Regions from separate parts of the Homo sapiens genome. Here region 2 is linked to region 1. A link is an interaction called in ENCODE POLR2A ChIA-PET data of the cell type or tissue named here. Cell type or tissue: GM12878. All regions are shown on one strand. Region 1 overlaps GCNT2 (glucosaminyl (N-acetyl) transferase 2 (I blood group)). Region 2 overlaps HIVEP1 (HIVEP zinc finger 1).

Evidence for each region. Peaks named below come from ENCODE experiments on the same cell type or tissue, not always from the same donor. Only the 100,000 strongest peaks of a DNase experiment are listed, where the experiment ranks them.
Region 2: POLR2A ChIA-PET joins it to region 1 with 5 read pairs; 1 of 35 experiments calls an interaction of 5 or more read pairs at or near these places.

The regions. Positions count from the first base shown.
Region 1 is chr6:10,535,582-10,538,081 of GRCh38, forward strand. All of the region lies in intron 3 of GCNT2 (glucosaminyl (N-acetyl) transferase 2 (I blood group)), which reads left to right. Among named protein-coding and RNA genes, the nearest start is that of GCNT2, 15 kb to the left of the region's middle. In GM12878, no CTCF peak of the experiment used is centred here; no DNase peak of the experiment used is centred here; H3K4me3 peaks cover 1,627 bases; H3K27ac peaks cover 1,579 bases.
Region 2 is chr6:12,037,453-12,039,952 of GRCh38, forward strand. All of the region lies in intron 2 of HIVEP1 (HIVEP zinc finger 1), which reads left to right. Among named protein-coding and RNA genes, the nearest start is that of HIVEP1, 26 kb to the left of the region's middle. In GM12878, no CTCF peak of the experiment used is centred here; no DNase peak of the experiment used is centred here; H3K27ac peaks cover 526 bases.

The DNA of each region.
Region 1 (2,500 bases):
CAGTGAGTTTATTCCATTGGTCATGTGTGCCTTGAATTTTACACATTTCAAAACTGACCAGTGATTTCTGTTTCACTTGCTACAAAGGAGTATTTTGAATATAACTCCATGGGAGTTTGTTTCAAACTCACATTAAAATAGGAATGAATGCAAAAACAGCCTTTCCTGGGAGCAGGCTTTGTGGGCGGTGGGAGGAAGGAGTGCCAAGGTGTCCAAAGGGGAAGGAATAGAGAAAGGAAGATACCTGGTGGGTGATTGAGGGCCCGAAAGACAGACCCTCCCTGCTTCCAATTTGTTTTTCCCCTGGAGCCAGCCTGCGGACTAGCCCTATTGGATATTCCATGGCAGGCATCTTCCCCTGAACCCTAAATGTGGGTGGCTCATTGTATTTCTATTTCCTGTAGAGTCCATACTGGCCTTACTCTTTGTCACTGTTTGAGGCTGATATATCCCGTTAGTTCCTCTATATGTAAAAATGCAATGCTGAGGTTCCAGGTGCCGAGACCTTGAGAGATGCAAATTTGGGAGCAGAGAAGGGCAGATCCGAATCAAGGTGGTCTTGGGAACTCATCCTTGAGCCCCAGGGATGTGGCTGGGATCTTACTGTGTGCAGAGGGAATTGATATTCCCCAAACCAATCGAGCACACAGAGCTTCTGAGATGCTAGGCGAATGGACAGACTTGAAGGGGAGGAAGATTTGGGGATTTTTACTATTAGCTCCGCTTAAGCAATCTCTGTTTTTTTATATCTGCCAGAAATATCGGTTTTTGTCAACTTCTTCTTTTTTTTTTTTGAGACAGTCTTGCTCTGTTGCCCAGGCTGGAGTGCAGTGGCGTGATCTCAGCTCACTGCAAGTTCTCCTCCCGGGTTCACGCCATTCTCCTGCCTCAGCCTCCCGAGTAGCTGGGACTACAGGCGCCCACCACTGTGCCCGGCTAATTTTTTGTATATTTAGTAGAGACGGGGTTTCACCATGTTGGCCAGGATGGTGTTGATCTCTTGACCTCGTGATCCACCCACCTCAGCCTCCAAAAGTGTTGGGATTATAGGCGTGAGCTACCGTGCCCGGTCTCTTGTCAACTTCTAGAAAAGGAAATCAGAGAGTTGGGACACCTGTGAGTTCCTTTTTTTTTTTTTTTGAGATGGAGTCTCACTCTGTCACCCAGGCTGGAGTACAGTGGCGCAATCTCGGCTCACTGCAACCTCCGTTTCCTGGGTTCAAGTAATTCTCCTGCCTCAGCCTCCCGAGTACCTGGGACTACAACCTCTGCTTCCCGGGTTCAGGCGATTCTACTACCTCAGCCTCCTGAGTAGCTGGGACTACAGGCGCCCGCCACCACGCCTGGCTAATTTTTGCCTCTTTAGTAGAGATGGGGTTTCACCATGTTGGCCAGGCTGGTCTCGAACTCCTGACCTGGTGGTCTGCCCACCTCAGCTTCCCAAAGTGCTGGGATTACAGGTGTGAGCCACCACTCTCGGCCACCTGTGAGTTCTTCTCAGGGAAACAGTTTCTTAGGAAGGTGGTAAATGGCCTGACAGACTTCATTTTTTAAATAGGTAGATTATCAAGAAAACAATGGCATTAATCACTTCCCTAGAAGAAGAAAGGAAGAGTTTAATCTGCAAGTGATCTTATCTTTGCTAACCATTGTCTTCCCTCTTCACTGATCACTGAGTTTGTTCTTCGGGCATTCTGTGGCTCACACTCTATCCTTACTTTCTTCTTCCTCCTTCCCAGCTAAGTTAGACTACAGATGCTCTTCGACTTACAGCGGGGTTACATCCCAAGAAACTCATCGCAAGTGGAAAATACCATAAATCAAAAATGCATTTAATGGCCACGTGGGGTGGCTAACGCCTGTAATCCCAGCACTTTGGGAGGCCGAGGCAGGTGGATCACTAGAGGTCAGAAGTTTGAGACCATCCTGGCCAACATGGTGAAACCCTGTCTCTACTAAAAATACAAAAATTAGCCGGGCGTGGTGGCGGGCACCTGTAATCCCAGCTATTTGGGAGGCTGAAGCAGGGGAATCGCTTAAACCCGGGAGGCGGAGGTTGCAGTGAGCCGAGATTGTGCCACTGCACTCCAACCTGGGCAAGAGGGAGATTCTGCCGCAAAAAAAAAAAAAAAAAAAAAAAAAAAACAAAACAAAGAAAACGAAAGAAAATGCATTTAATGTACCTAATCTACCAAATATCCTAGCTTAGCCTAGCCTCCCTTAAACATGCTCAGAACACTTACATTGTTAGCCTACCGATGGGCAAAATCATCTTACACAAAGCCTATTTTATAATAAAGTGGTGTCTATGTCATGTGATTTCTTGAATACAGTGCACTATAGAGTACAGTCTCAGTTGTTTACCCTCATGATCTCATAGCTGACCGGGAGCTGGGGTGGCCTGCCACTGCTAGCATCATGAGAGAGTATCCTACCGCACCTCGTTAGCCTGGGAAAAGACCAACATTCAAAAGTCAAAATATGGTTTCTACTTAAATGC
Region 2 (2,500 bases), 1.5 Mb after region 1:
AAAAATTAGATTTTCTGACTCCCAATCTGTGAAACCATATTCCTTTCTGCATTTTATTGCTGGACTGTAGGTTATGTTGAATATAAACATATTTGTGGATAATGTAGTTGTATGTGGCTGAGAGGTTGCACTGGATATTATGGAAAAGAATTTTGTATATGAAATAGATAGTAGCAGTGAGTGTTTTCCTGTTTTCTTTTTAAATGTTCTTCAACAGGGAGAATGAAATCTAAATGATAATTCTGTTTATTGTTTTTTCCTTTTTTTTTGTAGGGTCTTGCTCTTTTGCTCAGGCTGGAGTGCAGTGGTGTAGTTGTAGCTCACTGCAACCCCAAACTTCTGGGGACAAGCTAAGGCTTGTCCCCTTCCTGCTTTAGCGTCCCGAATAGCTTGGACTACAGGCACATGCCAGTGTGCCTAGCTACTTTTTTTTTTTGGCGGAGGGGAGGGGAGTTCCTCACTTTGTTGCCCAGACTGGTCTTGAACTCCCAGCCTCAAGTGAACCTCCTGTGTTGGCCCCCCAAAGCACTGAGATTACAGGCATGAGCCACCGCACCTAGTCTGTGGTTTTTCTTCTTCTTATTTTTAAACATCCTGTGCAGAAAAAAATTAAGGAACCTGATGTATCTGTTAGACATTAATACCGTGCAAATTCAGTATGTTTTAGTGTTTTGATCTATTGATATCCTTTCTATTGAAGGCAAGGAACAATAGTTATTCGGGGCTTTATTAGATTTTATTTAATGCTTTCATAAAGAAGCACAGATATTACTATTTATCAACTGTAATTTTTAATATTTGAGAACTATATTTTGGTGTAATTGTTTTTTTAATCCTGTGTATTTTATGCATTTTAAAACATTCTGAAAAGGGGTCCATCAATTTGGCTAAACTGCAGAGGCATACAGGGTACACAGAAAAAGTTAAGAATCATCCTCTGGATGGGCGCGGTGGCTCACGATTGTAATCCCAGCACTTTGGGAGGCTGAGGCAGGCAGATCACGAGGTCAAGAGATTGAGACCATCCTGGCCAACATGCCGAAACCCCGTCTGTACTAAAAATACAAAAATTAGCTGGGCATGGTGGCATGCACTTGTAGTCCCAGCTACTTGGGAGGCTGAGGCAGGATAATTGCTTGAAGCCAGGAGGCGGAGGTTGCAGTGAGCCAAGATTGCGCCACTGCACTCCAGCCTGGGCGACAGGGCGAGACTCCATCTCAACAACGACAACAACAACAACAACAACAAAGAACCAACAACAACAACAACAAAGAACCACCACCACCACCACCAACAACAACAACAAAGAATCATTCTCCATTCCCCAAACCCTAAAGCCAGGAAGGGAGTAAGATTAACTTTAGAAATTAATAAATAGAGTTTTGGATCTCTACTCTGCCTTTTAGGAGCTCTGTGGATGGGACGTTTTACTTCTGACTGTCATTCTCTGTGTTATAAAATGAGTATAATATATCTGTCACAGATTTGTGATGAGAGTTAAAATGGACACTTTATATAATATACCTGGCAGAGTAACAGGCACATAGAATGAATGTTGTTACCCCTTTGGTCCTTAGTCTTATCATGAACTAGCTATGTCCTTAGCCAAATTACTTACCACTTTTTGATCTTTGTTACCTATTTATCTACACTGAAAGGATTTAGATTTGTATATTTCTACTTCAGCTAAAAAAAATCTGTGATTATGTAAAAAACCAGGATTACCTTTTTCAAATTGGAATGCTTGGTCAGCTAAGCTTTTATTTTGTTGATTAAAGACATGCATATATCAACAGGCATTGTCTTTTGTGTCCATGCCACCTAACTTTTCTCTACCAGTTTTCTCTCATTAAATGTTTGTCAGTCACATTTGGTTGAAACCATGCTGTTTATCCAACGTCATGACTTAAAGTAAAGGACAATTTACTTAATTGTCTTAAATACCAGTCAGAGCCATGTGGAAGCTATGCAGGTAAACAAGCCTCTTTTTGGGGTTGGGTTGTAGGAACCCTGCCTTAGGTCTAATGAAAGTGATATTCTTGTGTATTTTCAGGGGTCATCCTCTGTCCTTACCTTCAGTTCCAGTAGCTCTTTAAACCTCATTTGTTCTATTGACGCCAAGTTGGTTAGAAGGTCATAGCGTTGGTTTGTGTGTAGGAGGTTAGAGGGAGGTCCTGGCAGAGGCTTATAATCAAGTAGAAGCGTAAAGCCAGAGTTCTTGATTGCAAAGAGTAGAAGTAGCCTCTTTGACTCAGGGAACGACCTCATTGGAAGGGGTGTCAGGTTGCTGTCATAACCCCCAACACAGGTGGATATCTGTGTTTAAAAGACAGTGAGGAACAAGGGGAAGAAGCTATGCAGCCAGGACAGGGGATATCACCACCCATGAGCAGCCTGGATCTTGGATGCTGCCTCCACAGGGAGCACTGGACCCCTGTGAGCACCTGCAGTGGTTCCCTGGCCGGAGTTCAGGCAGGGCGGGCATCTGGCCTGGCTGCCC